2 separate regions of the Homo sapiens genome follow, and region 2 is linked to region 1. Evidence: chromatin loops called from intact Hi-C (ENCODE). Cell type or tissue: IMR-90. All regions are shown on one strand. Links, peaks and the distances in the headings refer to the core of each region. The heading gives the core; the rest is flanking DNA. Region 1 overlaps PARD3 (par-3 family cell polarity regulator). Region 2 overlaps PARD3 (par-3 family cell polarity regulator).

The links. Hi-C counts contacts between places; a loop is a spot of excess contacts. Peaks named below come from ENCODE experiments on the same cell type or tissue, not always from the same donor. Only the 100,000 strongest peaks of a DNase experiment are listed, where the experiment ranks them.
Region 2: a loop joins it to region 1, with 2.8 times the contacts of the local background. A loop is called at or near these places in 4 of 110 quality-filtered maps.

What each region holds. Positions count from the first base shown.
Region 1 is chr10:34,619,127-34,629,150 of GRCh38, reverse strand. All of the region lies in intron 2 of PARD3 (par-3 family cell polarity regulator), which reads left to right. Among named protein-coding and RNA genes, the nearest start is that of PARD3, 190 kb to the left of the region's middle. In IMR-90, for the core only: no CTCF peak of the experiment used is centred there; no DNase peak of the experiment used is centred there.
Region 2 is chr10:34,370,603-34,380,626 of GRCh38, reverse strand. PARD3 (par-3 family cell polarity regulator) reads left to right here. Exons shown (of 25, transcript NM_001184785.2): 10 at 2,521-2,660; 11 at 5,625-5,753; 12 at 8,091-8,129. Among named protein-coding and RNA genes, the nearest start is that of PARD3, 440 kb to the left of the region's middle. In IMR-90, for the core only: no CTCF peak of the experiment used is centred there; no DNase peak of the experiment used is centred there.

The DNA.
Region 1 (10,024 bases), core at 3,175-5,674:
AGCCTGTGTTTCTGCCCAGGGACCTTTCATTACCGCACCAATTGGGTACATTATTCTCACCTCATAACTCTGCAATATTAGATGGCTGATAGAGATCGTGGTGAAGGAAGAATTTAACACCCCTCTTTCCCCATTTTGGGGGAGGGCTTAAAGACCTATTCTTTTACCCATTTATAGGCCATTTGGCTTTTCACAGGGATTTTAAAAAATCATATTTGAAGGATGTAGGGAATTTTCATGTCACCTGCAACATTGGCTGGTGTCGTGAACCACTCCTCTCTGTAATGCGTGGAATTTTTGTTTGTTTCTTGTTCGTCATTTTTCTCTCCACTTTCTTTTTTCATTTTTAAATTTTTGGTTGTTTTCCAGTTTTTCACTGCCTCACTCTCTAAAATTATATTGCTCCAAACACAGGTGTATCTGCCTCTCTGTCCATCCTGGTCAGGCCCATCAGTGCTGCGCAGTGTGGCTGTCAAAGCTTTTTGCTTTCTGGCCTCTGTCTCTCAGGCGTGATGAAGCCACTCACTCCAGGGCAGGGCTGCCTTATCTCCCCAACGGCTAAGGCCAAGTGCAGCTCTGTTATTGGAGCACAGCCACACCCACTCGTTTCTGTACCGACTGCAGCTGCTTCTCACTGGGACAGCATTGAGCATTGGCGATTCTTGGGACAGAGGATATATTGCCTGCAAAGCCTAAAATCCATACTCTGTGGCCCTTTACAGAAGCATGTGCTGAGCCTTCACCTAAATTGTAGCAGGAATTCAATAAATGTTGACTGAATGGACGTATTAGAGATTTCCCAATCAGGTTTTACTTAATATGTACACAGAGTCACTGGTCCCTGGCATTTGACTACTTGAATACTCTGTAGTAAAGACACAGCAGAGTATGTGCTTGAGCTTATTTCTTGTGGATGGATCATCCCATCCCGTTATTACTAAATGAAAATCTTGTCTAAGCTCCTGTGCAGTATCTCTCAACAGGAAAAGGGAATAATTTGGGGAGAGAAGTTGCCAGAGTTTGGAAAGTATTCCCACGTAGCATGGGTGAACATCCTGCATTTATTGTGAATTGGTTCCTTCATCATGGCTGTGCAAATCCCAGGAGAGTGGGGCAGATTAGGGCACAACGTGTAAACTCAGCACCTCTTCTGCCTGGGCTTTAGAGCAGAAAGCAGACTCTGTCCACCAAGAGGGCTTGCAGCAACTTTGGACTCTTCATGAAGCTGATGAGGCAACCTGTGTGTACCCACCTCTGCCCATCATTTCTTCCTGGAATCAGTAATCTTCCCACATAACACTTTAAACTATTTCAGTCAGAGGGCTTATGTATGGTCTGTTAGTTTTGAAGGGACGTCATAACAAAGTACCAAGAACTGGATGGCTTGACACACAGAAACTCATTGTCTCACAGTTCTGGAGGCTGGAATTCTGGCATCAAGGCTTTGGCAGGGTCACACCCCCCTCCCCAAAGGCTCTAGAGAAGAACCTGCTCCATGCCTGTTCCTGGCTTCGGAAGCCCAGGTGTTCCTGGCCTTGCAGGTGCATCAGTCCAGCCCTGCACCTTCACCTGGCCTTCTCCCTGTGTGTCTGCACAGCATCTTCCCTTTGCGTCTTGTCTGCCTCTGTGTTCACACTTCCCCTTTTTATAAGGACGTTAGTCATCTCGGATTAGGGCTCACCCTAATGACCTCATTTTAACTTAATTAATCCAATAAAGATCCGATCTCCAAGTAAGGTCACATTCTGACATACTGGAGTTTAGGACTTCACATATTTTTTTGTCGGGAGAGGGGAACACAATTCAGTTCATAATAGATGGGCAGCTGGGCACGGTGGCTCATGCCTGTAATCCCAGCACTTCGGGAGGTCATGGCAGGAGAATTGCTTGAGCTCAGGAGTTCAAGCCTGAGCAACAAAGTGAGATCCCATCTCTGTTTAAAACAAAAATTGAAAATTATCTTGTTGTGGTGGCACATGCCTGTGGTCCCAGCTACTTGGGAGGCTAAGGCAGGAGGATCCCCTGAGCCAAGGAGGTCAAGGCTGCAGGGCTGCAGTGAGCTGTGTTTGTGCCACTGCACTCTAACCTCAGTGATAGAATAAGACCCCATCTCCAAAAAAAAAAAAAAGATGGGTATCTCAGATCAATATAATTCAAAAGAATATTTGGCTTTGAAAGTGGAGTCTTATAAAAATATAGCCAGGCGAAGATGACGTGTCATCCTCTGAGCCTAGAAAGTCTGGAACACGATCGCCTGGGCTTATGCATGTGCCTAGGTGTGGGTCGTGGTGGTTATGACATTTCACTTTGGATGTGCACATTCCATCACTCATATCTTTGGCTGCAGTTAGAAGGAAGGGAGTGTTTTTTGAAAGCTTGCCCTGAAATTATAGTATGTGCAACTGTGTTAGATTTGAGTGTCATAACCATGTTCTTCTTGTGTGTTTTGTCAGTTCCTTGGCTAATTTTCAGATGTTTGCATCCAAATATGAGTTAGGGCTCTCAAAGCAGTCAGCATTTTCTTCTTTATTTTACATTTTAGTCATAACAGATATAATATATGCCCTGTGAGTGGTTTCAGAGATTATGTAATGCCAAAATGTAGAGTTATGAGTTAATCACAGAATAATGTCCAATTACATTGTTTGTTCTCTTTGTCTTCCTTTCCATCCCTTGGCCTCCCCAAAAAGAAAGTGAAAAAGAACAAGCTGTATTCCCACACAGAGAGGGGATGAGAGTCAGAAAGAAAGAAAGAGAGAGAGAGAAACAGATAAGACACTTCACACACAGAGAGGAGGGGGGAGAGAGAAAGTGTACACACACAGGGACAGTGAGTGACTTGAAAAGGGCTGCTAGTGTACCTTCCATTCCACTCCATGAACGCGTGAGAGAATGAGCATTAAATGGAGGTGTGAGTCTGCTCTTCTCTTGGTCCCAACTCCTGGCTGTCCAGGGTCAGCATCTTGCTGCATTGAATGTAATTCCAATGTTTACAGGTCCTCCTTTCTTTTTGGGGAAGAGGGAGTGGTCTTTTATGACCCTTGAACACAAGCCAGCTACTTCATCTTTGAGGGGACCAAAACAATAGCAATCTGTTTACTACTGGGCAGTTTGAAGATATTTTGAGATAGAATATTGATTAGGCAAGGTCTCGGCATCTCTTTTGAGTTAGACTTAAGAACCTGTCCCCACATTAAGATGGGGCTCTGGTGAAGTTGACTTGTTTTTGTTTTTGTTTTGAGGTGGAGTTTCGCTCTTATTGCTCAGTCTGGAGTGCAATGGTGTGATCTCGGCTCACCTCAATCTCCGCTTCCCCAGTTCAAGCTATTCTCCTGCCTCAGCCTCCCAAGTAGCTGGGATTACAGGCATGCGCCATCACGCCTGGCTAATTTTTATTTTTAGTAGAGACAGGGTTTCTCCATGTTAGTCAGGCTGGTCTCAAACTCCCGACCTCAGGTGATCCACCTGCCTCAGCCTCCCAAAGTGCTGGGATTACAGGCGTGAGCCACCGCGCCTGGCCTTGAAGTTGACTTTTCATCTTACTTTGAATCCCTTCAATTCCTTTGTTTTCAAGTCGAAAACCCTCCACTCAGGCCTCATTAACAGGAAATGACCGAGCTTGTACTTTTCTAGCTACGTTGTGTCAACTTGAGTGCATGGACTAAAACCACCTGTGTGTGGAGTCCCCAAGCCCACCACCAGCGCAGGCACCTGCTGTGCTTCTGCACCTGGAGATGGGCTTTCCCTGAGTTGGGTCTCACCAGCAGCCCAGATTTACACCAAGAAATTTGCCAGGTTCATAGTTGGTGCTCAGTAAGTGTATTGTTTAAGCTCCTTTCTGATTTCACAAAGTAATTGCTGCCGACTGTACTCATAGGAGTTCCAGGAGCCTCCATGAGAACTGTAAAGTCTTAACTTGCTTAGAAAGCACATTTTAAAGCTTTTCCTGCTGCAGTCAGAACCTGAAAGAATAGGCTGTGGCCTCAGAATCTACAGGCACACTCAGTTTTTGACTCTGTCTTATAGATCCTTGACAACATTGGGGACTGTTAACATGGTTTTTATGCCCCCAAATCAGTTATATGGAAGAAGGTCCCTGTGGAAGCTGAGCAGTTGAGCTTGTCCAGGGCTGAGGGCTCCGTGAGAGGTCACCTTTCTTAGCTCTTGTATGTCTTTGCAGCCCAGGGCTCAGAGCTGTTGACATGTGCTTGTTGAGGTCTGGTGACCCATACCCCTGGCCTGAGCCCTGAGAAGCCGGTTCCCCAGCAGTGTGACCTGGGTTGCATGGGAGGCTTTCTCAGAGCTTGTCTGGGGCCTTGTCTTGCTGCAGTGGGACGTGGGCCCTGGAGGACGCAGCCCCGACAGCCCTCACCTGGTTGACATCAGAGCGGGCTGAGCAGCTGGCACTGTGGGGTTTCTTGGGGATCTGCGTTGCAGAGGGGCCTGTGCAGGGCACAGTGTCAGCCTCCTGTCCTCTCCACCATCATCCTCCTGTCTGTAGGGAGGCCCAGAGGAGCCAGTTGAATGAAGGCCTGTCCTCCTCCTGGTGGCTTCTGGGCTCAGTGCCTGACATTGGGTCTTACTGGCTACATCAGCCGCTGAGTGCACCAAGGATCTGTGACATCTCAGAGGCCTCACCCGACCCTGAAGTGACACGGCTCACTGTTTCTGCTCTGGGTACATGAACAGGGACTGTTTATTCTGATTCTGTGGCTTTGAGCAGAAATCGATTTGTCTGAAAAGACTGCCCTTAGTCACAACAGATCCTTTTCGTTGTGGTTTTTTTTACCTAGTTTTCTTTCAATAAGTTCTTTCCTCACAGCTGTGGGATGAGGGTCAAAACATCATGCTTGATAGGTCAAAGCTGCTGCTTCTATTCCAACTGCTACCTTCCCAGCAGAAAGGGCCGTTTAACTTGTTACACACCTTTTCCTGCTTAGAACAAGGTCACAGATATTAGCGTGGGAGACGCATGCAGTCATGAAACGCAGTTCTTCACTGAAGGATTCTAGAGTCTCCTTGGCAGATAATGGGAAACATCAACAAAAAACCATGTGGAATAGGAGCCGTGTGCACACAATCACGTGTTGTTCCTAGAGACCAGGCAGCTGGTGCCTGGGACCAGCAGAGCAAGGACAGCTGCATGCGCGCTGACTTTTTTTTTTTTTTTTGAGACGGAGTCTTGCTCTGTGGCCCAGGCTGGAGTGCAGTGGTAGATCTCAGCTCACTGCAACCTCTGCCTCCCAGATTCAAGTGATTCTCCTGCCTCAGCCTCCCAAGTAGGTGGGACTACAGGTGCGCGCCACCATGCTTGGCTAATTTTTTGTATTTTTAGTAGAGTCAGGGTTTCACCGTGTTAGCCAGGATGGTTTCGATCTCCTGACCTCGTGATCCGCCCCACTTCGTCCTCCCAAAGTGCTGGGATTACAGGCATGAGCCCCTGCACCTGGCCCTGCACTGACATTGTTAAACAGGTCTGTCTGGAGTGGGTGGAGCTGGGGTTTAGGGGGTTCAAGAGTGGATTGGTTTGTTACTTTTGCTGAGATGTACCTAGTTAAAGCTTTTTCAACTCTTCTTGGTTAACTATAGGAAGTCTCTCTTAGTCTTCCTTTCAGTCACTTGTTTTATTAAGACAGTAAAACACTCTGATCCAGAGGTTTTAAATAGAGATGCTTTGTTTTCAATTAAAGTTGAAGATTTAAGTTATTTAAAACTGAACGTAATTATTGAAGGGAAGGAGAGTTTGAGGGCCTATTCAAAGATTCGTAGAAAATTCCCATTTTGGTGTAGTAGTACCATTAAATAATGCATATCTAATGTGCATAAATACTTGTCTGCAGAAATCATGTCTGCTATAAATAGGTGTCAGACATGGAGAAATGCAGGTCCTTCATGGGTGGGAACAGCCTTCGGTGGTGTTCCTGGGCTTCTCTTGTATGTGTTAATGACACAGCCGTGAAAGTATCATTTTTCACTTTCGACTGTCGAAGCCCAGCTTATATTCCCATATGCTTTTGTGTGTCTTTGTAGAGCACTCTTAGGGTGGATTTTTGCAATTTCATCACTTTTCTTACTCTGCCTTCAGGGGCCAGAAACACTGAAGTTTCACATGTGACCTGTACACTCTTACAGCTCTTATACATGGCTGAGGGGCCAGGAGAGGAAAACACCACAGTCCATTTGTCAGGAAAAAAAGACACACATGGGGAAAAAGGTCCTGAAAAGACCCACTTTACACTCTTCATAGTGATTACTTCAGGAGGATTATAAGAAATAATATTAATATGGAATATGGCCTGTGTACTAAAAAAAAAAAAAAAAAAGAAAAAAAGAAAACCAACTCAGGCAATGTAAGTCATTGAACAGTTTGATTCCTGTAGACACCTCTATTACTGTTCGGCCTTAGATTTTCTCCTAACAAAATTATCTTGTTTTCCCAAAAGCTTCTTGTTTTTGTGAAGAAACTGAAAATGACTGGCTGAAGTTTGTCCAAGAAATTCATTCAACCGTAATTTATTCAGTGTTTCCATGTAGCCTGATGGGGCCTAACTGGAATTGATAATCTTGCTTACAAATACAAACTCATTTTTATCACTGAAATGACTTTCTCCCCCAACCATCAAGGAGGGAATAACTTCTCTTGTGACAAATATTTTTGAACCTGTGCTTTTCTAACAATTGAAATGGCCAGCTTTTTAGATGAAAGTTCTAATGTATTATTTTTAGAAATTTCAGAGAAGGAAACAAATAATTTGCTTATCTGATGTCCCTTTGTATGTTAATTTATGGTATCTTGAGGCTTTGAGTTTTAATTTAAACCAGCTTCAGTCTGAAAATTCAGAATTAATATTTATATCAAATACATGCAAAATGTATAAATCTGAACAAATTCGTTTCTTCAGAATAAATGATGATCTTGGACTTATGTTCCTGGAATGTTTTCCAAATTGAGTTTTATAATTATCTTTTTTTCTGCATATTTCTAATAGATGTGTAATATTGCCCTGTTTAAGGAATTCTATTCTTTAACAAGGAATGTTGTCAGATGTAATATAAGCTTGATTTAAGTAAAATAATGTAATCGATGGCAGGTATAGGAATGGCCACCTTTATGAGTGCTGGTTCTTCTACTGAATTTTAAGATATGTGAAAACTAAATAATGATTAAATAAATGATTGATAGTCACGTATTGATTGATAACTCTTTTTCTTCAACTTACATGGACTGTTACAACCTCTGAGCACCATGGTTTGGGAATTTACTTTATCAAAATACATTTTATGTGAAATAATGTTTGGATACACAATCTTTTTTCAGTTTTGGTACTATGAAGTTGGTTTAATAAGAAAAGAATCTGACATTTAAAAAATTGTAAAATCTGCACATGATGTAATTGCATTTGTGTTTATTGAAGTAGTTTGTTATAAAAACTTGTAGAGAACAATAACAATATCCATGCTCCTTTAGAAAGTGTAGTGTGTAAATAATCAGTGTAGTGATTTTTTTAAAAGGTGTCAAGGTAGCAGTGCTCTTTCTTTCAGTTTGTGCAGTAAACTGTGGGGTTTGGGTTCTGTCTTAGGGGTTTCCAGGCGTGTTCTTGAAATGCTAGGAATGTACAAATACGTCATGTTCCAGTGTTAAAAGTTGGAAACTAGGCCGGGCGCGGTGGCTTGCCTGTACAACCGGCACCTTGGGAGGCCGAGCGTGGGTGGATCACTTGAGGTCAGGAGTTTGAGACCAGCCTGGCCAATGTGGCAAAACCCTGTCTCTACTAAAAATACAAAAATTAGCCGGGCGTGGTGGCACATACCTGTAATCCCAGCTAATCAGAAGGCTGAAACACGAGAGCCACTTAAACCTGGGAGGTGGAGTTTCAGTGAGCCTGGGTGACAGAGACTCTTCCCTCCCCTCAAAGAAACCCCCAAAACAACAACAAAAAAAACCCCCAAAAAAACAAAAACAAAAAACAAACAACAAAAAAAGTGGAAACTACTGATTCTTTCATGTGTCCTGCCAGATGAAATCTTTTTCTGCGCAAACCTTAGACTAGAGCTGGCATCTCCTGCCATCTCTGTTCAAAGGTTTCTCCAATGTACTGTTACTGGGGAAGGTTGGGTTTTCACCCTGGCCCACTCTGGTAAATGTGTACCATTTTTGTATGTGGCAATTGCACTTGTACACCAGGCTTAGTTAAGTGCCAGGGAAGTTGTAGATGCTTCACTTGTGTAATAATGAAAGAACACATGTAGCAAAATGTGGCAAGATGTATTTTTTTGTGCATATGTGGTTTTTCTTTTTTCTTTATTGGCCTATTCTAAGGAATGGGTGCTTGTTTCTCCTGCAGTTTTCATAAAAAATGAGAGCTGGTTCATTGTTAGTGATTCAACTTTTTGACTAAGAAATTTCCCACTTCTTTTTCAAGCTTTTGAATCCGTTTAATTAAAGAGCATCCTGAAATTGCAAGGTGAGCTTTTTATCTATTTATCTGTGAGAGGTTTAAGCTGATGCTTTGTAAGTAGAACAGAAATGCAGAAACAAATTGGATTTCAAGGTTGATGTAATGCTCCATCCCAATTTCCAGTTACTGTTTTGTTCATCAAACAGCCTCGTCGTTTCCTTTGATTGTCTTTTTAATAAGAAATGGGCATGCATTCCAAATTAAAAGATAAATTTATGCTAATGTTGACTTCAGCTCTTTTATGTATTAAGGTTTTGTGAAATGTTTTGTTTGCAAAATGGGTCCTCCTGTTTCAGATGGGGGAATGAGGAAGAGAGACACTTCCTACATCACAAAAAACCTCTTGGTTTCCAGGAATGGTGAATTTGGACCTTATAAATGGGATCTGGGATCACAAATGGGCGTGGGTTTCACTGCTTTGGCTACCAGTGGAGGAGTAGGAGTCATATCTTGGTTGTCAGGGAGGTGGGTGATGTCTTCTGAATAAATTGGTGGCATTTGGGAGCAAGAACACAGAATAACCAAGGGGAGGTGAGATTATACCACATGCCAGTGGTTGATGATCTGGGCATATATGGCATGGGTGATTATTTGAACAATATCTATATTTTATGCTTATTTTTAACTCCATGAGAGTGGGGTCTCTGAGGAGGAGGTGGTGGTGGTGTGTGTGTTCTTTATATCCCAGGTGCCTGGCCTCAAGGTATTTGTTGAGTGAATGCATGAAGGGATGAACCTTCATAAGGGTTCATTCTGCTATTATATTATGCAGAAACAGAGAGAGGTAAGCTTATTTTATACAATATCAGGGAGAAGGCTGGAGAGCCAGTGTCAGGAACAGTTTCCTGAAGTCAGAGCTCTCAAACATTGAGGTTGGCTGCCTGTGGAGGAAGGGAGTTCAGGTAAAGGGTGAGCAGTAGAAATATTGTAGAGGACATTCAAAGATTTTTAACTGGTAGTTAAACCAGATGATCCTAAAATGCTATTTATATTCTGAGACTCCATTAAATATTTGAGCACCTACTGTTTCCATAACAATGTGAGCATCACAGCAGACAGATTCAGCAGTGTGAGAAACGAGATGACTACCCATGCTGGAGTATTCCAATCTCATGGTGGTGGTGGTAAAATAAAAATTAAAAAAGAAAAAAGTTGGCAAATAACATTATAATTCTATACAATAAAATGCAGGATATTTAAGCTATTTATTCATTCAATAAATATTTGAATGCCAATAAACTTCATAAGTGTCAGCATCACCATTGTAGTTGAAGAGAGAACAACACAATTTTTTAGGAGAAGGTGGAGTTGAGCTACACCGTAAAGACTTTATGGGACTGTGGGCCGGGCATGATGGCTCACATCTGTAATCCCAGCACTTTGGGAGGCTGAGGCGGACAGATCACTTGAGGTCAGCAGTTCGAGACCAGCCTGGCCAACACGTGAAACCCCGTCTCTACCAAAAATACAAAATTTAGCCAGGCGTGGTGGTGCATGCCTGTAATTTCAGCTACTTGGGAAGGTGAGGCACAAGAATTGCTTGAACCCAGGAGGTGGAAGTTGCA
Region 2 (10,024 bases), core at 4,406-6,905, 250 kb after region 1:
AAAGGAAATCTGAAGTGAGAAGATAAAGGTAAAGTATTAAACAGAATACAGATTCTCCAAAAAAAGGAAAATAATGAGTATATCTAATTTTTATGTTATAGTAAGTCTGAAGTGATAAATAAATCAAATTGATACATTTTACTTACAAAACTGGTACCATTGTTTTGAATACAGATATTATTTTAATAGCATTTAATGAAAAATATGATTGCATTTACACAAGCTAATTTAGAAAGACTATGCTTAATCACTGAAAGGAGAAACAATGGTTTTAAGTGTTTTTCAGACCTTGAGTAATCTTAATGATATAGAGTCCCATAGATCTATCTTGATTTTAATTTACCAACTGTGAGAATGTATGACAAAAAGCACATGCTGCTTGTGCATGCTGCCAATACTTACAAATATTTTATATAAAAATTATGTTTACTATAAATGTGGGGAAGAATGCTGATTATCTTTGATTAGGACTAAATGCATATATTTTAATAATAATGAATGTAGGAGAATTGAACAGGCTTTCCTTGTAGCTAGCAGATTTTTTTCTTACAAGTTATTACATTTATTAGTGAAGTACATTAAAAACATAGGGTGTGTCAGTGTTAAACTTCAGATTCAGTTCAAAGTGAGCTAATGTGCTTTGAGTGGCAGCAGTTCTTCAAAAACTGGAATCAACTCTTAGTACAAAAAAAGATGTCAGTATAATTATTCTTTGGCCTAATTTTGGAGCTATGTTATATAACATGACAACAGAATAGCCTCAGTGTACTTGCTTCCATAATTATGATTTCTTAATATTTATTGCCATTTTGGTATTCTCAAATACCCAGCTCTTTTGTAGAAATTAGCTTTTTAATAAAGTCAGAGGAGAAGGTCAGTAATCTGTTTCAGTCAGTGCAGAATGTTTTGTTGGCTTTGTTAAATGAAAATTGATATCTACTTATCTTTCCTTGAAAGGTCATTGCCTGAACTTTTAGCTTACAGATTTAGGGGTTGTTGCTGATATTTTAATAGTATTGAGGTTCCTACAACAGTCAGCATTCATAGTTCAAAAAAGTTAGTATTGCAAAAGGAGAGTAATTAAGAATTCTTTCTTAATAAATGTTATTGCAAGTCATTAGAGTTTCATGAAAGCAGAGACATATGGAAAAATCTCCCCAGAGCAATAACAAACATTTCATATAGACAGTATGCCATTCAGGTGTTCAGCATGGAAGACATCAGAAATATTAATAGTCCAAGCACCCTAAAGTGACTTCAGACTAAAGTAAATGAATGCTTTGTTTGATGTTGAGAATAACTATGGTAGGTTTTGCTACAGGAATAACTATGGAGTGTTTTCTTTATTTCTCCTTTAATGTTTCTTTAATCTACATTTTTATTCACCCTTTTTTGTTCACTTATATTTTATACTTTTCATTACAGTTTTATACTGAGTGATGTATCAGATTAATGTGCTCTTTTCTAGATTTTTCACCTTTACAGATCTCTTTATTCTTCCCATAATGAGCAAGCATTTGCCTTAACAATATTTTAACTGAAATGGAAACTAATATCTTAAGAAGTAACTTTTTAAAAAAGCTTAGGTAGAAATCATTATTGTAAAAATGTTGTGATTCATTACAAATGTATCATTATCTCCCCAGTTTTTCCTGGGCACGTGTTGGCTTCTTGCGTCTTGATTCTAGTGACATATAAACACTTTTCTGCTTTGTATTGAGCATGTAAGACTGTCTGTCAAGAAAGCTGCCAAAGAAATGAGAATTTAAATTCTGTGAATCATCAGAGTAATTTATAAATGCATCATTAATTTAGTACCTTTAAGCATAATATGATCCCCAGATTTGGTAGCCATGATCTGAGATGGAGTCTTCACTGAGTAATTTGCCTTGTTTGGGAGTGGGGGGTGGTGAAGGAAATATACATGGTAAGATTTAGGTGAATTAGAAGTGAACTAGGCAAAGATAATTTGGTTTATGGTTTATCCTCTTAGTAAACTGCTTTGAATAATTATGATTTTGGGAGGTTCCATTACCTCTATCTAGAGATACCTCTCATTTCACTGTTCTTTTCCATCTCCCTGGACATTTTTGTTTCCCTTGCTCATACCTCCTACCCTTAAAATTTGGATGTCATTATTGCACAATAATACTTGAGTTTTGAGGTACTGTGGGTCTTAACAGAAGTTTTTTTCTTTCTTCATGTAGTGAATTTCCTATTCAAAGATTTACATTGATTTAAAAACTTTTAGCAGTCATATTTACATATTAACTTTCATCTGTCTTTGAGAAGATTGCTGTTTCTTCTTAGATTAATAACTGTTGATATGTAAACCATTTAAACCTTCCACAATTTAGTCTATTTTGAAAAATTTATTACAACTTTTAAAGTAGTAGAAGAAATGTGGACCATTGTGAAAGTTACAAAATGTCAAGTTGAGGTTGAGTATACTGGTGCAATACACCTGTAAAATTCAAGATATCTCATTTTATTTACTTTTCTTCTCCTTCACATACCTAGGTACAGAAGGTTTGGGATTCAGCATCACTTCCAGAGATGTAACAATAGGTGGCTCAGCTCCAATCTATGTGAAAAACATTCTCCCCCGGGGGGCGGCCATTCAGGATGGCCGACTTAAGGCAGGAGACAGACTTATAGAGGTAAGTGACTTCCCCAGCAGGATGTTCCCTGATTCTTGAAATGTTCCATTTCCAGGAGCCAACTTTTAAAAACATTTTCATAAAATATGAAATTCAGTTATATACATTTTAGCGGAAGTATGCGTCACAAAATGTGTTTCTGTTTTATGTTTAGATTTTCCATGTTATTTTTTATATATATTTTTTTAATTGTTAAAATTTTTGTAGAGGCAGAGTCTTGCTATGTTGCCCCAGCTGGTCTTGAATTGCTGGCCTCAGGCGATCCTCTTGCCTCCCAGTGTGCTGGGATTACAGGTGTGAGCCATCGTGCCCAGCTCTTTTTTCCATGTTATCTGATGAGAAATTATCTTTCCATTTATTTATTTATTTTTTTTTATGAGATGGAGTCTCGCTCTGTCGCCCAGGCTGGAGTGCAGTGGCACAATCTCAGCTTACTGCAGCCTCCACCTTCTGGGTTCAAGTGATTCTCCTGCCTCAGCCCCCCTGGTAGCTGGGACTACAGGCGTGCACCACCATGCCTGGCTAATTTTTGTATTTTTCATAGAGACAGGGTTTCACCACATTGGCCAGGCTGGCCTTGAACTCCTGCCTTGGCCTCCCAAAATGCTGGGATTACAGACGTTAGCCCTCATGCCCAGCCCCATTTAGTTTAGTTATAAATTTTTAGTTACTCAGACATTTGGTTTATGAGGTAACATTTTGTCATATAAAATGTCTGTAAGGTTACGTTTCTAAATGGCTTTATATTTATGTCTGGCAATGTGGAAATGTATTCAGAACAGAGACAGATGAAATAAATGAAAACAGTGTTCCTTGATAAGAGGAGCAAGGAAATCTTGAAATGGCAGCATGGAGAATAAATTGAGTCATAAGAGTCAAATGTCAGGAAAGAAAAGAAAAATCGTTTTTGAATTTTTTTTCTATGTCTTATGAGTTTGGGTTCATTGGTATTTGAAGCTGCCTTGGAAATAGATTAACATACATAATTTGTGTTTGTGTGATGGTTTGCACATAAAAGAGAAAATTGAAAAATATGTTTTAAACCATTTTTCTTAGTTTTTTTTAAAGAAAATATAGTCTGTATTTTTATTAGCAGATACTGCATTTCCTAATTAACTAGTATTCAAATATTAATGCTAAGGTAAACTTTTACCACACTATCCTTTTTTCTTATAGTTTCATATATGGTTTCTATCTCTCCAGATTGAGTTCTCCTAAAGAATTTTTGTAAAGTAGGGGAGGAGAGGGATACCGTCTGTATTTTTTTCCATGTCTACATTTGGAGCCTAGATCCCTTAAATTTTATTCCCACTGTTTTGGTCCTGTGCATGTGACAACGTATGTTAAATAGGCACTGTTAGAAGCTAAATAACAGATGTTTGAGTACAAATTATGTTAGGGTCCTGCTTCCTGAAAAAGCCACTTGTCCTGGGGTTATAAATTGAGTGGTACGTTAGCCCACGTCTGCAGTCGTAGCTTGTTTTATTTGTAAGAGTCTCTGCTGGGACTTGAATTCAGTCCTCCTGTCTTCTGAGTCCAAAAAAATATCTGTCCTTTTCTGGCTCTCTCCGTCTTTCTTTCTAAAGATAATTGCTTTATTATTGAGTCACTTTTTTCTTTTATCACATAATCGCTTTACTTTCAACATATCAGAAAAACCTTTTTATTTTAAAGCAGTGAGAAAGACCTGCAACCTGCATGTCTTTCGAGTTAGGCTTTATTTCCATAGCTGTCATCTTTGTCTTAAAATGGAAACTTCATTTTTGCATGCTTTAAGCCCAACCTTCTAGTATCTACAGTTGTAGCTATACAATATTGATACTTACGTGCATTTTCTCTGAGTGTCTAGATAATTAGAATCATACAAAGAAAAAAGGATCAAGTGACTTAATTGTCTAGATTTTTTTTCACTTTCTTTTGTTTGAGTACAAATTATGTTTAGGGTTCTGCTTCCTGAAAAGGCCGCTTGTCCTTGGGGTATAAATTGAGTGGTATATTAGCCCATGTGTGCAGTCGTAGCTTGTTTTATTTTGTAAGAGTCTCCACTGGAACTTGAATTCAGTCCTTCTGTCTGCAATTCCTTAATAGTAGTACCTTGAGGTATATGAGGTTGATTTTTTTCAGAAGGGGAAATGTTCTGAAATATATTTTAACTACAGGAAAATTTTGATACTGTAATTTAAGTTATAAACTTATTTGCCTTGGACAAAATGTCTTTTTTGTCTAAAAAGAAAAATGTAGAATACCTTTTAAAGGAAACATATGCTCTCATTTCTGTGGAGTATATAGTGCTTTCTGATAATGATGTTATACTTCCTGTTAGATAAAAGATTCCCTAAGAACAAGTTGTTTTAAATTTTTTTCCTGCTTGAATTCTCTCATAACATTGAAAAAATTTCAGCTGAAATATTGCTTCCCTGCTAAAAAATATTGTTTTGTAGTTTCTTTAATGTTTACCTTTTAGAGGTAAAGTGTTTTATTTATATTTATCAGTAAAATTTCATTTAAAGTGAAAATACTGTACCAAAATATTTTTGGTGTGTTTTTATTACCCTTTATAAGAGCAACACCTTTTTATTTTGGTGTAAGAAAACCTATGATGCACAAGGCTATCAAAATATCTCTGTTCTAAGCCAGTAAGTTTTGTGTTAACTTGACATTTTTGAAATATTTATTGCTTGGTACTTGTCAATGCCCTGGTGATTGTCACTTTGGGTTTAATGATGAACACTAAAAGATTGACCACTTCCTCTCTTCTAGATATCTGGTCTTAGTTTCTTTATTAGTCACAAAACCTTAGTGGTTCCCAGATCATGGCAGAATTGTGCATGAAATGAGTTATGTTCCATAGCAGATATGGCTAGTCCTAGAGTGTGTGTGTGTGTGTGTGTGTGTGTGTGTGTGTGTGTGTGTTTTCCTGTTGTTTCCACAGGATTACAGCTGAAAACTTTTGTTTTGTTTTAGGTAAATGGAGTAGATTTAGTGGGCAAATCCCAAGAGGAAGTTGTTTCGCTGTTGAGAAGCACCAAGATGGAAGGAACTGTGAGCCTTCTGGTCTTTCGCCAGGAAGACGCCTTCCACCCAAGGGAACTGGTGTGTAAATTTAGAGTAGATGAAAGATTTCTGATATGCAGCAGCCAGGGGTCTGGGTTAGTTGCCTGATGGCAAATGTTTATTGAGACATTTTCTGAGGAGTTTCTAGATCTTATATTTCTTTCAGCCCTCACTGAATACAAACATTCTTTTCTCTAATACTCCCTTAGTTTCAGAAATGGATATCCTCAGTAATGAATGGAGGGGTACTTAAACATCAGACTGTAGGGATATTTTCAAGGGCATCAAATGTTCATCACTGTACACCCTCAGATGGACTGACTGAATACAGAGACGCCGATTATTTCAGAACTGTCACTCCACAGACTGTCGCTGAAAGCTTGCCATCTTCCACACTGCATATGACAAATTTTCATATTTCACATTTTCATAGTACATGTCAGTAAGCCAAATAGATGCTTGCTTCCTTACTGTTGTATGAAAAGGAATACCTTTTTAAAAAAATTATTATTAAAAATAAAAAGACCTAAGTGGCAATAAGCCTCATGGCTATTAATTATACAAATATAGGTCATGTTACTTAGGATGACATAAATGAAGGAAATGAAAAGGCATTTACAACTTTTGCAACCTATCTCCTTCACTTTCCATACATACATTAATACATCTGAGTATTTACATGGTATTGGTGTGAATGAAATAAGTGTCTTAAATGTACATAGTTCTGAGTGGTTTTCTGCAAAAGTGCTAGGTTTCATTTATATATAAAAATGACATAATTGGAGGAGTTGCCTTTGTCTTTTGATGTGGTAAGAAAATTGTTTTATTTCAAGTACAAGTGGTATTTTAAATATTTCAAAACAGATTCTACTTGGATCATTTTGGAATACATCCTTTTCATCTAGCTCTTAGTGCTAAACAAAAATTAATTTGTATAATCTAGAGTGACAAGGTTTTAGAAACGAGGTTTCCAAATTTATCATATAGCCCAAATTCTCTTGTGTCTTCAAGTATGGATGTGTTATGATAAAAATAACTATATTTTATTCTCTATATAAACTATTTCTATAAATATTATAAATGAAAAAATTTTAGTCATAATATCTTATCCCCTGGTTACACACAGGTCTTAAAACTTAATGTGGATTTTGTGGAAATTTCAGACAGTGATAGGGTTGAAAAGTGAACACTTTTGTTTTAAGTAGATTTTGAATAAATTATGAAAACTTCTTTATATTTAAAAATGTTTAATGCATTATTTCTCAATTTAAATTCAGTTTTTCGTTTTCCCCCCACTGTTATCCAATTTTGTGCTTAAAATGCCACCTGATCCTAAATCTGGAGATGTCTCTATTAAATTGTAAATGAGCACTTAAAAAAAAAAAACAACTAGCTTTCCATGTGATTTGCCGAAGCTTTAATTCTTCCTCAGTGTCTCGGAGTGCACTAGTTAGCATTATTAGATTGCCAAAGCTTAGACACTGCTCTTAAGCAGCCTTTTCCAGAGTTAGTGCCAGCATATAGCCAGCTTAAGGTTATTCAGGTTCTTCTTGTCCAATTTTGATCTTCCAGGCTTCTGTTTTTCCCTTCTGCTACCTACTTTTTTTTTTTCTTGGTTATGTAATTTATTGCTTGTGAGCTTTTCATTAAGGAGTACGCCAGTAGGCCGTCAGTCTATTATGCATGTTGCAGCTGCTTCTCAAAATTTAAGAGAATAAAATCCTGAAAATTTAAAGGGAGGGGACATTTAAAAATAATCTTGAATCCAGTAGACGTAACTATTTTCCTCTGTTTGGGGTGTCTGTGTTTAAATTCTGTGTGTCTAAATCTAAATACTTTTATCAATCGGTGCCTTTTTTTAATAAATCATCCTTGTAAGTTCCTAGGTAATTAAGGCAAATCAACATTATAGGAAAAAAAAATCATGTTTATTTCCTGTGCAACATTTTAAAGTATAAAGCTGTGGTTCAGACTGTGGTTCAAACTGTTATTATCTGGTCTAGTTATCAAATGATTCTATACCTTAAAACTTTGATTTGATTGGGAAAATTTTAAAGCAAAATTAGAAACAGTGCCATGATTAGGAAAGCAGTTTGGTGAGACTTGTTTTCCTCCAGATAATAAATTCATGATGTACTGTGAATGAGCAAGTAAAAATGTATATCTAGAAAAATTTCTTAAAACACACACATAAACACACACATCAGCAAAATTTTGGAAGACAGAGCATTATGTCAGCCATCATATAATTACCCTTTATATATTTTGTGGATTTTAAGAATCAACAAAATTTTCTTTAAAATAAATCATTGTGTCCCTGTGTGTTGAAGATGGCTTTGGTCAGTCTGTATTTATGTTTTTCTTCAATTCTTCTAGAATGCAGAGCCAAGCCAGATGCAGATTCCAAAAGAAACGGTAAGAGCTTTGTCTTTTGAAGGATGCAGAGATGTTGGAAAGATACATGGAACTAACTTCTTACTAATTTAATACGAAGTTACTTGTCCTGCCTTTTCCTGGCTCGTAATATTTAATACATGGGTTTATTAAATGCCAAAGTGGTCTTATTTTAAGGTGACTTACTGTTACCACCCCAAATGGAGTATATTTTGTGATTAATTTTGGTCAGATAGACGCAAAAAAGAGAGAGACTTCCTATTCACTTGCAAAGTGAGGACCAAAGCTTAGTTGTTTGGCATATATGCAAAGTATTTCATGAGTTGTGAAATGCTAAATTATAAGTGGCCACAAAATGGAAAGAAAAGTTAAAAAACTTGATTCAATCATGGAAAAAAAGGGAGGGCTAAGAGAATACAGTAAAAAAAGTATACACAGGAAAATTAAAGTGACGTGTCAGTATTAGGCTAAGCATAGTTGTTAGAATAACTATAAAAGAGATAATTTAACAAAAGTTAAGGACTCACAGCTCACATTAAAATGCAAACATAGTTGCATCCTGTTAAGAAAACAAGTCCTGAGACAGACTGGGGATAAAAGAGTAAGCTTAGTTCCAGCAGGCAGAACTAACACAATAAAAGGAAGGATTGCTCTATCAGTCTCTGTGATGATGCGCTATATGGGAGTAAAAAGGGCATTTTATATTGACATGGTAGAAATTCTAACAATCAGGATCTTTTTTCCTTTTTACATCAAACAACATAGCACAAAAACATTCATTCTCAAACTATCGTAAATGGAAAATTTAGCAAAGTCATTTCCATAGTAGGTAATGTCAATATGTCCCTTTCCAAAAATTTTTACATTGTTGACTAAAGAAAAAATATAATGAATTTAAATAACATAATAAACAGGTTTCATTTTCTGTACAGCTTTATAAACAGGCAACTTTGAACTAATGTTATTTTTCAAATATTCCTTCGTTGTTTTTTTTTTTTTTTTTTTTTTTTTTTTTTTTTTTTTTTTTTTTTTGAGTCTAGAATCTCACCATATTTCATGGCTCACTGCAGCCTTGACCTCCTGAGCTCAAGTGATCCTCCTATAAATATTCCACAATTCTAAAAACAGGTGACAAATTACATCTTGGAGGAAAATCAGTAAACAACCTTGAGAATATTCCACATTAATAAGTGTGTGTTGTAGACAATTCCTAGCTTTAATTTTTGGCTTATAAAATAAATAGGGCAATTATATCTAATCAAAATCACACTGATATTTATGTGTTGGGGTAGGTTAGATAAGGGGAAATTGGACAAATTGATTCTAAATAATAAAATGGGGTACAATAGCAATTTATACTACTCTTTGAAAAGACAATAATTGTGGCAGAGTATATATAATATAAAGCTACAATACCTAAAACAGCATGGCATTGTTATAGGGTTAAACAAATAGATCATTTAAACAGATTAAGGGTTACAGAAACTGACATGATGTGCATAGGTATGTGCATGTGTGTTAAAGATGGCACTTCAAATTAGTAGCTTTAAAAGGATAGTTTACGTAGTGTTTATAACAATTGCCCATTTATTTAGAAAAGTTAGCTTTTTCTCACCATATCTCAAAATAAATGGAAAAGATCTATAAAACAAAATAGATCCACAGTCATTTACACACACACACACACACACACACACACACACACACACACCCCATTTGTATCTGTACCATGAAATAGTTATAGAATAAATGCAAAAGGAGGAAGTATTTACAATGTGATCCTTAGGGGAAGAGCTATTCCTTTATGGTTTAGGATAAGTATCATAGAATATTTTGGAAAACTCAATGACTTTGCACACAAACTCCATCTATTAATGTCTGAGACAATCTGAGATGGAAAATGATGCTTTAAGTAG